2 separate regions of the Homo sapiens genome follow, and region 1 is linked to region 2. Evidence: chromatin loops called from intact Hi-C (ENCODE). Cell type or tissue: endothelial cell of umbilical vein. All regions are shown on one strand. Links, peaks and the distances in the headings refer to the core of each region. The heading gives the core; the rest is flanking DNA.

Region 1 (8,322 bases), core at 147-8,146, 110 kb after region 2:
CACCAATCTGCTCAGCCGCAACATGGACAAGCAGAGACAAAAGCGGCTGCAGGAGCAAAGGCAGGCACAGGAAGCCAAGGGAGAGAAGAAGGATCTGCTGGAGGTACCCAAGGCCGGGGCCGTGGCTAAGGGCTCCCCAAAACCTTCACCTCAACCATCTCCAAAGCCCTCTCCAAAGAACTCACCCAAAAAAGGGGGTGCTCCAGCTGCCCCACCACCCCCTCCCCCTCCCTTGGCTCCACCCCTTATCATGGAGAACCTGAAGAATTCACTCTCACCAGCTACCCAGAGGAAGATGGGAGACAAAGTCCTCCCTGCCCAGGAGAAGAACTCCCGTGACCAGCTATTGGCTGCCATCCGCTCCAGCAACCTCAAGCAGCTCAAGAAGTTAAGTAGTTGTGGGCATGAGCCAACAGGGCGGGGCTGGGTAGGGCCTGGAGGAGAGGGTAGGACTGCAAAAGGGAAGGCATGCAGAGGAGCTTATGTCGGCTGCAGATGATATAGACTCCCAGGGCCCATAGGGGACTTCAGGTCATCTCATGCATCCTCCTGCCTGCAGGCAGGTCACACCTGTATATCCCCTAGAGCTGAGACTCTACCCTTCCTTTAAGGAGCTTCCTTTAATACCTCACTCCATGCTTCTCTTTCATTCTGCAATGAAGCCTGTTTCTCCTTAAAATGGAGAAATGGCCTCTACAGAGTAGTTTTGCCTCGGGTCCTTCCTTTAAGTCTTCTCCATTTCCCCAAACAAAAATGATCCACGTTTTACTTAGCCTCCTCTCAGGACCAGCCAAGTCCTACAGGTCAGTCCATCCGAAAGGTCTCTGGGAGATTCACCTCTCAGGAGAGTCTACCTTTGCCTAGCCAGTGCCATGGACACAGGAGCCATCCCTGGACACCCTACTTCTCCAAGCCCTGCCTCCCCTGGAAGTCTGGCCTGGGTGACAAAGTCCACGATCGTTTGTCCATTTGGTTGGATACCCAACCCCCACAACATCATCTGGGACAAGGTATCATGAGATAAAGGAAAATCTCAATTGTAATTCCAGTGGTCACTCAATGACATCCAATTTTTACAGACAATGAAAAATGCTCCCTCAGTGTCAACACCTCATTCACATTCCACAGACATAACATATTGCAGTGTCTTGTGTGTCCTTCCAGTAGGGAGGGAGGTGAGGTGGCTGAGCTCCCTTCTCTAACCTGTCTCTACTTTGCCCCTACAGGTGGAAGTGCCCAAACTGCTTCAGTAGGACCAGGCTGCCAGGCACCATCTGCCAATGCCATGACTGCTCAGGCCTCACCTCCCAGGGCTACACAGACCCTGCCCACCCCATCCCTGGCTGACCTGCTGTGGATGTCCCTATTCTGCCATGGGAGAGTCCAGGCCTGGGTCACGCTCAAGGAAGGATGCCTTATCTCTTCTCACTTTCCTTTTCTTGTCTCTGAGGCTCTCCAAATTTTGCTTTAGTACATGGAGCTCAGGTTTCTGGACAAGAAGAGTCCTTTTAGCACATCACTGAGAAGATGGCACTGTCCAGGGCCCATGTAGCTGGCAAGCTGCAAAAGGCCTGTGATCCAGGAAAGATGTCCCACAGGGACCACATCCACCCCAGCCCCACTGCCCTCCAGGGCCAGGATTCAGGCCTCTGAGGAGCCCACGGGGCAAAGCTGCTGGGCCAGTGGCACTCTGTGTGGGAAAATGGCAGAAAGATGGAGAGGCATGGGGGCCCAAAGGGGAGCGTGGGGAGGGGCTGAGGATACCCCAAAGTCCAGGCTAATTAGAGGATGTGGCAGGGGCAGTGGCCTGGATGCACAGTGCCTGATGGGAGTAGGCTCCAGACAGGAGGAGTGGGACAGACAGCAGCTGGACTTGAAGGTTTGATGCCAAAGCAGACATTTTCCTCACACCCACCTGCTGCTGTATGAATAGCTGTGTATCTGTTTTTCCATAAGATTTTGATAATATATACAAACCTTTAGCTGTGAATGGCTGTGCCCCACCTGTTGTCCTGAACTGTGAGTCCTGATCCTAACCCTGGGCTCCCTGGAGGACTCTAGAAGCTCAGGTTCCCTGCCACACTATTTGAGTTGGCCAAGAAATAAATTCACATCCTCAGAAAGTGCAGCATGGAGGAAAATCTGAACTCTAAGCAGAAGACTCTCCACTGACCTGGTTGTCCAGGTCTAGAAGGCCAGGCCTCTACTAGGTCTGCTCCTGAACCAGTCCTGCTGCCTGGAGTCAGTAGCCAGAGTTGTTCTCAGGGGTGCTGGGGCAGAGTGGAGCCCAGGGTGCTGGGATGGCTATATTAGGCATGTTCAGGGATGCTCATTCCATGACTCTGCCTAACCATGGGCTCAGGGCCAGGTCCTCACAGCAGTCACAGGCCCAGGAAGGCGGCAGGCAGAGAAGTGGAGTGACTATTTGGAGAATAGCACCCATATCTGTGTGCCCTAGGGCTCAGAGGGGCCTCATCTTCCCCAGCCCTCCCCACCTGCTCACCAATTCCACTTCCTGCCCCAACTGCAGGAATGCTGACAATGCTGCCATGCCCACCATCGGGTGTAGGTGAAAGGCATCTTTCTGAATTTCATTCTCTTGAAGGTGCTGCCACCCCTTGGCACTGTGGAACTGCCACCTTGGGTCTGTGTCACTTGTAGGTTTCTCTGCCTCCAGGTTGCCTCAACAGCAGGAGGCACAGCAGTTTCACCATCTTTGAGGTGAGGGTGGGGTGCCCCAGCTAGGAAGCAAGATCGCTGTGCTAGGTCTGACCAAAACCAGAGGGCAGTCTAGTCCTGGGGGTAAAGCCCTCAGATCCCAGGGTACACTCTTCTCCATTCCCTCCACCCACTTGCCTGTCACCCCAGTCACCTAAGCAATCACTGGGCCCAGAGGAGAGGAGACAGACACACACTGGCTCCTGGACCTAAAGGGTATGAGCTGGAGCTAAGGCCAGCTAGAGCTTCCACTGTCAGCCCTCACTGTCAGTCCCACTGCACCCCCCTGTGCCTGCTGGGCACTGGGCACTAGCTAGATGCTTTAGGTTGCTTCAGCTGATCCTTCAACTCTGTGAGGTGGATACCAATATTCTATTTTGCAGATAGAATTTGGCCCAGAGAGGTTAACTAATATATCCATGATCACACAGCTAATAAAAGTCAGAGCTCAGGTCTGTTTTGTTTGTTGGTTTTGTTTTGAGCCCAGGTCTTCAGGCCATAGAACTGCTTCTCATTAACAGCTCCCCTTCCTTCCCTCACTGAAATAAGGCTGTGACGGTGCTGCAGGAAAGCACTGGACGCTCACCTGAACCCAAACAACCTGCCTCCAAATCTTAAGGGTCCAATAGAACCTGTCACCTTAGGAAGCCCTTTCTACCAAACTTCAAACATGATTTAGCCAGAGAGAAAAACCACTCCCTACTGTCCTGAGCAACAAGTGAGCTGCCCTCTTCCTCGGTGCTCCCGCGGTGGGGATGCTGTTTCCGTCCTGGATGATGTCATCACTCCTCTAGTGCACTTGAACCTGGTGCGGGAGCACAGCGCCACCTGGGGGTGGACCGCAACCCAGATTCTCCAGCTGCTCCAGGGGTGCCCTGGAGCTGTGCTAGGGACCAGGGGAGGGAGGCAGTTAGAGGGAGGGGGAGGAAAAGATGGGCAGATAGCCTGGTGAGCTTCGGAAAAGGGGCCCAAACTCTGGAGGCTGTGTTTCTGCTGCGCCACGCACCCACTGCTGCCCACCTGCCCCACCAACACTGGCAGTCACCCATCTATCCTGCTTCCTTTCCTAAAACTTAGAGAGGGAAATCCAGAAAGGCTCTATCCTTGTCTGGTGCCTGTACTGTACAAGGACAAAAAAAGAGGTTCGAAGATAGAAAATGACTTGTCGAAGTTGATGAATCAGGATTTGAACCCAAGTCTCTTATCTCTGGGTTCATCTAGCAACCTGGATGAAGCCACGGTCTGACCTCCACGGTCTCTGCCTGCAGCCCCCACTGTCATATCCTCCACTCTGCCCCCCCACCCTCCATCACTTCCTGGAGAATCACATTCCCTAGCTCCTACCTGCAAGGAAGGGAGGCTTCACCTCTCAGCTCTCCCGGCCCGCAGGGCCCAGCCGTTGCACCCCAAGCTTCTTGCCTCCTGGTCCTATCCAGATGGGAAAAGCGTCTTTCCCTCCACCTTCCCAGCACTGGGACCTAGGCCCTGGTGCTGGCTGTGGGTGGGATGGCAGGCACCAGCAGCTGCCAAGGCGCTGGCCTCACTTGTCCTTACAGAAGCTCAACCTGCAGGTGAGCAAGGGGCTCTAGGCCTGGGCACTGTGTCACACATGTGGCACTCTTTAAGAAACATGAGATCTGGATGCAGGTCACCCATGAGCTTCTGGACCACCAAGTCGGGAGTGCCATGTGCTGCCCCCTACCCTTCACCCTGCATGGCCAGGCTGGGGCTCCTGACCTCTGAGTTTGGCCTAACTAGGGCCTGTGTTGCTGTGGTGCTGGGCTAGGCTGCTGGCCTAAGAGTGGCCAAGAGAGTGTGGCCCCCCTCAGCACCCTTCCCCCAGCACCTCCCACTCATCCTGTCTATGCCCCTCCTACCCCTCCCTCCCTCCCTCCTTCCTCCAGCCCTCTAGGGCCCTTCCCTTACTTGCCCCTCCCTCCTTTACTCTTTGCCTGAAGTACCTCCCTTCTGTTCACCTCTTGTGGGGGGCTCCCCTTCTCCCCTCACCCAAGGTGTCTCTCCTTTCTTGCCAACCTTTCTCCCCCTGCCCATTGTATTTCCATGTGTCCCTGCCCTAGCTCCTTCCCCTGCACCTGACCCCTCCCATCCACCTGTGAGATCCGCTTTCCCTTGAGCAGGCCCAGCCTGGCAAGATTCCTGCCCTAAGAATGCACTCCTCTTGCTTTTGTCTAAAAATGCCCCTCTTCTCCACATGTGCCTTCCAGACCGCCCTTTGGGGGATTCACCATTCCCTCCCAGCCTAGCAGGACCCTATTGACACTATTGAGGTCCCCCAATCCTTGAGGGACACTGCCCCTCCCACCCTCACTCCTGCCTGCCCTTATAGAGTGCCTGATTGGCTTTCAGGGGTGCTAGCTGAGGAACAAGGCGATCCGGAGGGGCAACTACAGCTTTGTACTCCCCTGGCCCTGCTGGGCTCCCCTTGTTTCCCAGATGATGAGTCAGATGAGGTGGGGTCAGAGGAGACTGCAGTGGTTTGGGAAGAGACGTAGGGGTGATTGCCTCCATTTAAAGAACTCCAGGATATGTGAGAGACCTCTTCACTGCTCAGAGCATGTGAAAGTCCTACTCTGTCACAGTTTTGCTCCTTTTCTTAGAATTCTCTTCAGTGTTTTGCAGAGTTAGTTGACTGGAAATGGGGCAACTCTACTCTTCCAGTCTCAGCTATGGCTAGGGTAAACCTGCCTCCTATCCCAGACTACAAAGCATTTTTTCATTGGCACCAGGTTGTTGATTCAAGGATAATTAATTCTGACTGGCATCACCTTGCATACATTTACACATCATTTCTCGGAGAAACTAAAAAACCTTAATATGTAGATCTCTTCCAGCTCCCAGCTTCAGGAGAGAGGAGACTGCACTCCAAACCTCAGATGACTTGGAGACCCTCTTTCCTAAATTGTGAAGCCAGGCACTCCAGGGCTCCAGCTCCCACCTCTTGTCCCCACCCTCAAAGAGAAAGAGGATTTGTACCTGTGGCCTCAGCTCTGTCTCTACCAGCATCAGCAGCCCCTCCCTGTCTGGGTCTGATCCAGGGGCAGACATGTGGGCCCCATGAAGATTTCACTGGGAAGGGGAAAGCCATGAATCTAGGGGCAGAGCTCTGCCCAGGGGAATTTCTGACCCTGGCCCCAAAACCCTGGCCCAGGAGCTCTTGCCTTCCAGGCTGCGTGACAAGAGATAATCCTCAAGAGTATGTGGGTGGCAGAAGGCCCTGGGGGCATGGTCAGCACAACGGCCATATCCAGAACCCAGCTGGGCTGCAGGATCCCAGAGGTCTGAGCGGGCAGGGCAGGAGAGCAAAGCCTGAGGCTGCAGTGGGGCTGGAGTACCTGTGGATGGGGAGAAAAGGAGGGCTGGGCTTAGAGGATACTTGGATAAGGGGCTTGGAGAGGGGAGGGGCTCTTCATTGGTGGGGCTTTGCCAAGCTGAGCTGACACTTTTCCCACTTGAGTTAAAAACAATAAAACTTCCTTCCCTGGATCTGTCACCAGACAAGTCCTGAGAGCACAAGGACCATGACCCCAGGGAACAAGGAGAGGGAAGACAGCCAGGCAGCTCCAGAGGTAGGGGGGCTCTTCTAGGCAATATTTGTGGGAGGAGGGGGAGAAAAGGTCATATCCCCCACTGTGTGGCTCAGTGGGGGTCACAGACATGGGCCTGGGGACTGGCAACCCAAGCAGCTGACAGAAGCACCTTGCACCAGATTCTTGGGTCACCCAGTGTCTCTACCTGGCTCCTAGTTCTAGGATCTCTAATCAGGAAGGAAAGCACAGGACTAACAGTTTCATGTACATACTATTTCACCCTCCTGACAGCCATGGGGTATTATCCCCATTTGATTTATTTATTTATTTATTTTTATTTATTTATTTAGAGACAGATCCTGGTTCTGTTGCCCAGGCTGGAGTACAGTGGCGCAATCTCGGCTCAATGTAACCCCAGCCTCCTGGGTTCAAGCGATTCTCCTGCCTTAGCCTCCCGAGTAGCTGGGATTACAGGCGCCTGCCACAATGCCTGGCTAATTTTTTTTTGTATATTAGCAGAGACAGGGATTCACCATGTTGGCCAGGCTGGTCTTGAACTCCTGACCTCAGGCGATCCCCCCCCCTTGGCCTCTCAAAGTACTGAGATTACAGGCATGAGCTACCGCACCTGTCCTATCTCCATTCTATAGATAAGGACATTGAGGCTTGGGAACCTTTGGAGACATGGCCAAGGTCAGAAAGTGGTGGGGCCCAGAATGAATCTAAGGGTACCTGAATGGGAACTGCCTTTGTACAGTTAGCAGTGCCTCAGCTGTTGTAGAGCTGTTGATCCCTAGCAGGGAATATCTGTAGTGCAAACGAGCATCTCTTCAGAGCTGTGGCAAAATTCACCTCATTGTCTTTAGGAAGCCTTTAGGAAGCCAGGAACAGTCCGCCTTGGTCTGCTTGTGGATGGGGGTGAGGATGGTGCTGTGCTCCGATGCTGGTGCTGGCCCTCCCCTACTTTTGGAATATGGAGTGGGCAACAGTCTGGGCCCAGCTGAAGGCGGTGTTCCTGGAAGGTGTGGATGGGTCCAATGATGCGACTGATATGAGTTATGTCTTTACAGCTTTAATCTAGCAGGCCAGAGATGTGGCCAGTGGGGCAGCCAGAGAGGAGGGCTACTGCCAGCTGCTGACGGAACCTCCTCCCTCCCCCCACCCCAGCCCAGAGGGGACAAACAGTAGGGCCCCAGCCTTCCTGGCTGGGATCTTGGGAGCAGAGGGACTATTTGAAAACAGGCACTGTGACCCAGGCTGTCATCTCCCTCCCTTGCCCCCAGTAAAAATAGCCCATAATTCCAAGCCCTCCCCCCAACCCCTCATAGTTCTAGTTCAGCTCCTGTTCCACTTCCCTGGGGCTCTGTCCCCAGTAGGGCCCAGGGCTTGGCTTGGTCTGGGGCCTGGTGGCTGGAGGACTCCTGCCACCCCCAGGACCAGATGCAGGTACAGGATGAGGGCATCTCCCAAGGTTGGCATCACTGAAGGGGCAGCAGAGACATGGCTGGTTCCTCAGGCTCCCGGGTAAGAGGGCTGTGGTGGCATATAGGGAGGAGGAGCTGAAAGCCAAAGAGACAGGATGAGGGTGAGTGGTGGCATAGGTGGACGAAAAGTAACACCCCTGCCCCCGGGGCAGACAGGACCCATAGGGAAGAGTGGGCCTGGAGGTTTCGGGCTAGAGGTGGAGGAAGTCTGGGAGAGGGAATCTGAGAATGAGAGAGGCACAGGGGAGGTCGCAGGGCAAGGGGTGGGGGAAGGCAGCAGCAAGGGGCTCCAGATTGCTTACTTACCTGCAGGGTTGTAGACTGGGGGCCCAGCTGGGTAGAGTGGATATTGGGGAGCAGGACCACTAGGTGGGTATATGAAGCCAGGCTGTGGGGGTGCAGGGCCAGCTTTGGGGTCCTGGGGGTATGGGTATACTGGCTGCACTGGGATGCCTGTCATTGGAATCTCCTGGCCTAGATGGGGGAGAAGGATCAGCATTCAGAGACCCATCTCCTATGGGAAGCCTCCTCCTCCTGCCCAGGAAACCAAGGTAAGCACCCTGGTGCTGGCC
Region 2 (8,322 bases), core at 75-8,074:
AGGGCAATGCCTTCAAAGCCACACTAGTAAAGAGGCTGAGTGGTAGGGTCCTCAGGTCATTTGCCCCTCCCTCTGTGCCTCAGATGAGTCCTAGATGAGCCCTGCCCACATGATTACTTCACATATGGCCGAGTGGGTCCCAGTGTGCTTTCGGGAACAGCGAGGCAGGGGTCACCCACCTGGTTATGCAGGAACTCCTTCACTTTCCAGAAATCTTCCTGGTGGTCGTTCTTAAGGACGATTTGGCCCCATCGCAGCCGGAGCTCTGCATTCCGGGCATTTGAGATACTTGGGTATGTGTCTCCAAGTTTTTTCACATTCCCTGGAGAAGAGAAAGAAATGGTTTGTGGCTGGTCACGGTGGGTCACACCTGTAATACTAGAATTTTGGGAGGCTGAGGTGGGCGGATCACTTGAGGTCAGGAATGTGAGACCAGCCTGGCCAATATGGCGAAACCCCATCTCTACTAAAAATACCAAACAAAACTGGCCGGGTGTGGTGGCGCACGCCTGTAATCCCAGCTACTTGGAGGCTGAGGTGCTAGAATCAAGAATCACTTGAACTCAGAAGGTGGAGGTTGCTGTGAGCCAATAGCACCACGGCACTCCAGCCTGGTCGACAGAGCAAGATTAAAGCAGACATATTCCCCCAATATCTGTCCCATTTTTTCTCCTACCACTCATCTGCTAAAAGTCATCTTGGCTCTAACTTTTTTTTAACCCCTTGGTGAATATTATGTTGACTGAGCAGCCACAAAGCATTAGAGGTTGAGAGCTCTGGATGACTGGGTTCTGTGCGAACTGTTTGTACCTCAAGTTCATTCTGTCACCTGGGTATTAACATCACACCGCCTACTTCCCAGAGGAGTTGTGGGAATTAAATGACTTAATAGACACAAAAGCCTTACAAGAGTCGCCTGCAGGAGCTTCGGACTTGAGCAATGCCAGGCTTTGTGACTTTGTCCTTGAGGTGCTTGTAAGTAGAACCCATAACCTCCCGATGGCACATTCCTTGTGGAGTGCCAGCCTCCCTAGTGTACGTGGCAGTCCCCTAACCCATAACCTCCCGGTGGCACATTCCTTGTGGAGTGCCAGCCTCCCTAGTGTACGTGGCAGTTCCCTAGGGGCAAGCATCACTACTTTTTGTGAGCCTCCCTCTAGCCCCTGACATAAAGCTGTGCACACAAGGAGCCCTGGTTCACCATTTTTTCTTACCAGGAGGGAGAGGGGATTTCTGGAGGATCTTATCCAGGAAGTAGACCAGCTGGTAGGTCTTCCAGGGAGAGATGGCCACGGCTTCAATGGCCTTCATGTCCAGCTCCTCGGCTGCCCACAGTTGGGCTAGCTCTTCAGCAGGCTTCATGAGTGAGTCCCCAGGGGAGAGATCAGGGAGGTACGGGGGCCAGCCGGGGGTATTCAGCCATCGATCAAACTCAAAACCTGTTTGGGAGGAGAGAAGACACTATCAGAATTCTCTGGCCAGGTTACGGTCAACTGGTTTAAGCAACTCCCAGAGACCTCAAGTTTCTCCTCTCTCCATCCCAAACTCTTTCCCCAGCATTTAACATTACTTTCCCATGTAACTATTCGCTCCAGCAGGGTCCTAGTTATAACGACATCTAGAGACTGTGCCGTTTCGACCGTGAAAGTGCTTTTCGCTCCAAATTAGCACTGTGTTGTCAGAGCCAAGTTGGTGGATGCTCTATTCACGTGCACATTCTCCTACCGATCACAACCACACTGTACTTAAGCACCCAGGCTCTAGGACCAGGCTGCCTGGGTTCCTACCCCTGCTCTGTCATTAACCAGCTGGGAGGCCACGGGCATGTTACTTCACCTCTCTGCACCTCAGTTTTATCTATAAAGTGGGGGTGATAGGCCCTGCCTCCGTGATGGTTATGAGGATTACATGAGCAAATAAACATTAAAAGCTTAGCGTATCGCCTGATGCATAGTAAGTACTCTGGAATTATTAACTACCATTAGCTCCGGAGTCCCCGCATTAAAATGCAAGCCTCCAACCGAACAGTAGGTGCTGCTAAAGTCCTGACCAATCCTACTGTCAGAGGACGCGGACTTCATCAAACCAACAATAGAGTGACTCAAGGTTCAGGTCACAGCAAGAAGTGGGGGTATGTCTAATGGATTGTGTCTTCCATGACAGGACATTTTTCGTTTTTTCTTTGGAAGTGGTACCTCCCAGGCAGAAACTGGCGGCTGGGCACAGCGGCTCACGCCTGTAATCCCAGCACTTTGGGAGGCCGAGGCAGGTGGATCACCTGAGGTCAGGAGTTCGAGACCAGCCTGACCAACATGGAGAAACCCCGTCTCTACTAAAAATACAAAATAGCCGGGCGTGGTGGCGCGTGCCTGTAATCCCAGCTACTCGGGAGGCTGAGGCAGGAGAATCGCTTGAACCCGGCAGGCGGAGGTTGCGGTGAGCCGAGATCGTGCCATTGCACTCCAGCCTGGGCAACAAGAGCGAAACTCCATCTCAAAAAAAAAAAAAAAGAAAAGAAAAGAAAGAAAGAAATAAGGAGGGCCACTGGGGTTGCCTTCACTCAGAAGGCTGTAGGAGGGGTGCTGCCTCCGCTCCTGCCCTGTGAGTTTTAGCTTGGGGCAGTGGTGCGGCAGCAGTGGCAGCTCTCCAGGCAAGTTAAGGGTCTGACTGTGTGTCCAGGTGAGAGGAGAGAGTAAGGAAACAGACTGGGAGAAAATGAGGCAGAGAGGAGTGAAAAGAAGTCATTCTTGTGGAATAAATCCCAGGATTCTGGGTTTGCTTCCCAAAACGCCCCTACCTAGCTGACTCTGACCCAGTGTTTTCCCATCCACCACCATCTTTCCGAGTGTCAATGAGATCTCATTCTCTACTATTTTTTAGAAGCCTGTGGGCCAGTTCCTCTGCTTACCTGGAATGATATCCACTCTCTTTTTCTTAAGCTCAGGGAAATATTCCAAGTAGAAGTCCAGAAAGTCATCGGCTAAGATGCTTCGGAATTTGAATTCATGCACATAGGCCTGTGAGGAGGGAAAGCTCTTTAGACCCTCTCTGGCCCCGTGGGGAGTGGTGTCCCTCTGTGTCCTGGGTCCTCCTCCAACCCCTTACATCTTTCGCCCCCTGCCTCTACCCTTGATCAGGCCCAGTGGCTTTATCCGCTCCTCTTCCTTCTCCCCTCATGTGACTATACCTTGAGAAAACTGTCAAACTGATCCTGATCACCCACCAAGTGGGCCAGGTATGAAACAAAGCAGAAACCTTTCTCGTAGGGGGTCTCATTATAGGTGTCGTCCGGGTCAACGCCTGGCAGAGGAGAAAGCAGACAAGATTTGAGCTTTTGTAGCCTGTCACCCGTAACGTTCTTCTCTAGCTCCACAGTCAAAGACTAGCGATGGAAGAGATCAGAATTCAGCTTCCCCAGGGACAGCAAGGCCAAGAAGGTGTCCAGATCCTGGCCTCTCTCCAGATCTTGGACTCTCTCAAGGCCAAGACTCTCTCTCTTAAGATCTCTATCTCAAGGCCAAGATCTCTCTCCAGATATTGGCCTCTCTCAAGGTACTTCCAAGATCTCAGAGGGCCATTCACTGTGGATCTAATATGAAGACAGAGAAACCAGCCTTCCAGAGGAGCGGACACATTTCCTTAGTCCCAGGATACACTTTGTGTGGGTAGGTTCCATCAGCATTTCCCACTGAGCACCAAGCTGTGTCTTTTCCATCCCTATTGGTCACCACCTAAATACTCAACCTACCCTCCCAGATCAATGTTTTTTTTTTTTTTTTTTTAAGACGGAGTCTTGCTCTATCACCCAGGCTGGAGTGCAGTGGCACGATCTCAGCTCACTGCAACCTCTGCCTCCTGGGGTCGAGCGATTCTCCTGCCTCAGCCTCCCCAGTAGCTGGGATTACAGGTGTGCATCACCACACCCAGCTAATTTTTGTATTTTTAGTAGAGACAGGGTTCTCCATATTGGCTAGGCTGGTCTCGAACTCTTGACCTCATGATCCACCCGCTTTGACCTGGGATTACAGGCGTGAACCACCATGCCCAGCCAATGTGTTGTTTTTACAGCTGTTCCAGGCTAAAACTAATTACCCGTCTCTAAGAAATTCATCTGCAAACTTAACGGCATCAAGGAACATGAGCTTCAATTGCATAAAAAGGTTTCAGATTAGTCACACATGGAATGAAGGAAAATGTTAGGAAGTAAAAAGATCTGAATTTGGAGAGAGGACCCGGATCTCAGTTGCAGTCATGCACTGATTAGGTACATGACCTGGACAAGACACTTAACTTGTCTGGCACTCAGTCCCATCCTCTGTAAAATAAGGCTAATGCTTTTATTCTACAGAATCCACAGATCTGCCCTGATGATCATGAAGGAATGCGAAAGAGCCTGGTAAAACGATATGGACTTGTGCAAATGCAAAGCAATGGTGAAGTCATCACGAACCGCACAGACTGGACAGAACTCCTATCTGGCTGCAATGGCTTGGGTTCAGTCAGCCCAGGGGCCAGAGAATTGGCTACAAAGAGCTCTGGAGTGCCCCTCCCTCCAAATAAAGTATTCTAAGCGTGCACTGATCAACATGAAGTTCGCATTAACTTGGGGCTCCAAGCTCAATTGAGGGGAGTGGGTGTCAGACAGAGGAGCCTCCTGGACCTGGTTCAATCTTCACGCGGAGCTTGTTGAGTGGGTTTTCCTCTCCAGTGATGTCCATGTGCTGACGCAGCAGAGCCCGCCCCGTTGCAGCCTCCAAGCAGGTGTACGCAGCGCCTGGTGCAGAATCAAACGTAAGCCTCGGGAAAACGTCTGTCACCACATCCAAGTGTATTTTCCTGACAGAGACACTGTGCTGCCTCCTTGTGGCCTCAAGAAGAACAGCGACAGATACCTGAAGCTTAATAACATTACCCTCCTGGGGACCCAGGGCAAATAGGGACAGTTACAGAGAGCCTGACTCAGTCCCTAGCTCCCTGTTGCTGTGGGCTACAAAGGACTTGGTTAACTCAGGCTGTTGGTCTCTCTCCTAAGTGAGGACTGGGGGAATCGCACCTTTCTGACAGTTACCTTTCCTTATCAAAGTACTGTATTTTTATTTTATCTTATTTCATTTATTTTATTATTTTATTTTTTGAGACAAAGCCTCACTCTGTCACCCAGGCTGGAGTGCAATGGCGTGATCTTGGCTCACTGCAACCTCCGTCTCCTCCTGGGTTCAAGCGATTCTTCTGCATCAGCCTCCTGAGTAGCCGGGATTACAGGTGTGCACCACCACGCCCAGCTAATTTTTGTATTTTTAGTAGAGAGGGGGCTTTACCACGTTGGCCAAGCTCAAACTCCTGATCTCAGGTGATATGCCCGCCTTGGCCTCCCAAAGTGCTGGGATTACAAGCGTGAACCACCACGCCCAGCCCCCGGCCTTATTTTTAGAAAATGATTTGATTTTTTTTTTTTTTTTGAGACAGAGTCTCGCTCTGTTGCCCAGGCTGGAGTGCAGTGGCACGATCTCGGCTCACTGCATCCTCCACCTCCTGGATTCAAGCAATTCTCCTATCTCAGCTTACCAAGTAGCTGGGACTACAGGCACACACCATGATGCCTGGCTAATTTTTGTATTTTTAGTAGAGACGGGGGTTTCACCATTTTGGTCAGGCTGGTCTCAAACTCCTGACCTCAGGTGATCCACCTGCCTCAGGCGTGAGCCACCATGCCTGGCAATGACTTGATCTTCTGTGAAAACTTAGAATTATTTTCATCTAACTGTTTCTGTCAGACAAAAGAAATTATCAACCCCAAATTTTTAAGGATCTCTAAGTCTCCTTCTGCATTAAAAACAATGACTGAGGGAACAGTGGAGGGGTGGGGCACAGGGTTTTGGAACCAGCCAGCTCTGCCCTTTCCTAGATGTTTTGACTCTGAGTAAGTGGCTTAGCCTCTCTCAGCCTCAGTTTCTTCAACTGTACAATGGGATAAAAATATTTGCTTGCAGGATTCCTAATGGCTGATTAAGATATTCACAAACAGGCTCTTGCTATATATATTCTGAATGAAAGTACAGAATTTGTACAAACTTTCTGGAAGATAATGGACAATATGTACTAAAAAGACTATGTAATTTAAAACGTTCAGGGCCGGGCGCAGTGGCTCACAGCTGTTGTCTCAGCACTTTGGGAGGCTTAGACAGGCAGGTCACTTGAGGCCAGGAGTTCAAGACCAGTCTGGCCAATATGCCGAAATCCTGTCTCTACTAAAAACATAAAAACTAGCTGGGCATGGTGGTGCATGCCTGTAATCCCAGCTACAGGGAGTGGGATGTGGGGGAGCTGAGGCAGGAGAATTGCTTGAACTACGGAGGTGGAGGTTGCAATGAGCCGAGATTGCAACGCTGCACTCCAGCCTGGCAACAGAACAAGACTCTGTCTCAAAAAAAAAAAAAAAAAAAAAGTTCAGACCCAGAAATTATGTTTCTAAGAATTTATCATTGTTGAAATCATCTGATATGAATAGACATTTATGTGTAAGGAAATTTGTCAACATATTTCAATGGAAAATTGGAAACAACCAGTAAATTAAAAAACATCCATATATGCAGCTATAGAAGAAAATCTAATGGGCTGGGCATGGTGGCTCACGCCTGTAATCCTGGCACTTTGAGAGGCCGAGGAGGTTGGATCACCTGAGGTCATGAGTTCGAGACCAGCCTGACCAACATGGAGAAACCTCGTCTCTTCTAAAAATACAAAATTAGCCAGGTGTGGTGGCGCATGCCTGTAATCCCAGCTACTCGGGAGGCTGAGGCAGGAGAATCGCTTGAAGCCGGGAGGTGGAGGTTGCAGTGAGCCGAGATCGTGCCATTGCACTCCAGCCTGGGCAACAAGAGCAAAACTCTGTCTCAAAAAAAAAAAAAACTAATGACCTGGGGAAATGTTTTTTTAAAAAAAAGTCAGTTGTCAAACCATGTGTGGTTTGACAATTCATACATACAGAAAAATGTTGGATACACACTACTGCCTCGTCTCTTCACACCCACTTGTATTCTGAAACCCCATAAGGAGATCACACTGGCCCCACAGGTTAAGAATGGGAGGCAGACTCCTTAGGAGAGGGGTGGGCACTTTACCAAAGAGGATGGTGGAGATCCTCCTCTGGGCGTACATGGTGAAACCTTCATTGAGCCAGAATTCACCCCAGTTGGCGTTGGTGACCAGGTTCCCAAACCAACTGTGGGAGATCTCATGGATGATGACATCTGCCAAGGAGCGGTCCCCAGCTAGCAGGCAGGGGGTGACAAAGGTCAGACAAGGGTTCTCCATTCCTCCAAATGGAAAGGACGGTGGCATGAAGAGCAAGTCATACCTGCCGAGAAGCGGGGAGGTCACCAAGAGGCCCTGGCTTCCCGGAGCAGACCCTACCTCGCCTCCCTTTCCAGCCTATTTCCAAGCCCTAACAGATGCAGTCACTAAACAGGCAGAGTACGACTTCGGGCCCAGTGCGGAAAATAAAGCCCAGGCTCCTCAATGCTTCTCCCACGTGGCTCCCCTGCCTTGCTGGGACTTCCCTCATCGAGGTGGTGTCTGCTCTCCTGGAGCTCACTCTCCAGGCATTTGTTTCCCTCTCTCCTTCCAAGCAGGGGTGGAGGTGATAAATGTATTATCAGCTCCATCACATGGAGTTCCCTGGAGGCCAACTTGGGGTCATAAAGACCAACCTGGAGCCTTTTATCTAAGGAGCCTAAAGTCTGAAGATGTCAAAGTTAAAAACAGAGTGTGGGGAAACTTCCAGCAATGGGAAAACACAGGTCAACAAAGGACCTTGACGGTGCTGCCCCATCTCAAACTTGGCAACTGCAGGTCACATTTTGAACACCTCAAGAACCTCTTCTCTGCCGGGCCTGGTGGCTCACACCTGTAATCCCAGCACTTTGGGACCAAGGTGGACAGATCACCTGAGGTCAGGAGTTCGAGACCAGCCTGGCCAACATGGTGAAACCCTGTCTCTACTAAAAATACAAAAATTAGCTGAGTGTGGTGGAGGGCGTCTGTAATCCCAGCTACTCTGGAGGCTGAGGCAGGAGAATCGCTTGAACCTGGGAGGTGGAGGTTGCAGTGAGCTGAGATCACGCCACTGCCCTCCAGCCTGGGTGACAGAGCGAGACTCCATCTCAAAACACACACACACACACACACACACACACACACACACACACACAAAGAACCTCATCTCCTAGGCCCTCTCCTCAGCAACAGTGAGAAGCCTGGCTCATACCCTCCTCTCTTCCTCCTCTCCTTCACTTCTGGGATCAGGGAAACTTTGCTCTGGGA

Evidence for each region. A loop is a pair of places that touch in the nucleus more often than their neighbours do. Peaks named below come from ENCODE experiments on the same cell type or tissue, not always from the same donor. Only the 100,000 strongest peaks of a DNase experiment are listed, where the experiment ranks them.
Region 1: a loop joins it to region 2, with 9 times the contacts of the local background. A loop is called at or near these places in 5 of 110 quality-filtered maps.

The regions. Positions count from the first base shown.
Region 1 is chr1:201,891,303-201,899,624 of GRCh38, reverse strand. SHISA4 (shisa family member 4) reads right to left here. Exons shown (of 5, transcript NM_198149.3): 4 at 8,057-8,224; 5 at 7,038-7,825. The coding sequence ends at 7,779. LMOD1 (leiomodin 1) reads left to right here. Exons shown (of 3, transcript NM_012134.3): 2 at 1-388; 3 at 1,227-3,169. The coding sequence ends at 1,253. Among named protein-coding and RNA genes, the nearest start is that of SHISA4, 6.6 kb to the right of the region's middle. RefSeq lists an enhancer at 3,414-3,483. In endothelial cell of umbilical vein, for the core only: a CTCF peak has its summit at 3,553 (motif pointing left); a DNase peak (open chromatin) is centred at 3,514.
Region 2 is chr1:201,996,354-202,004,675 of GRCh38, reverse strand. RNPEP (arginyl aminopeptidase) reads right to left here. Exons shown (of 11, transcript NM_020216.4): 5 at 7,122-7,357; 6 at 4,661-4,774; 7 at 3,188-3,300; 8 at 2,909-3,017; 9 at 1,215-1,439; 10 at 180-322. It overlaps ELF3-AS1 (ELF3 antisense RNA 1), which reads left to right. Exons shown (of 2, transcript NR_146472.1): 2 at 4,349-4,625. MIR6740 (microRNA 6740) reads right to left here and starts at 1,552; the gene lies at 1,440-1,552. RefSeq lists an enhancer at 1-344. In endothelial cell of umbilical vein, for the core only: a CTCF peak has its summit at 4,871 (motif pointing left); no DNase peak of the experiment used is centred there.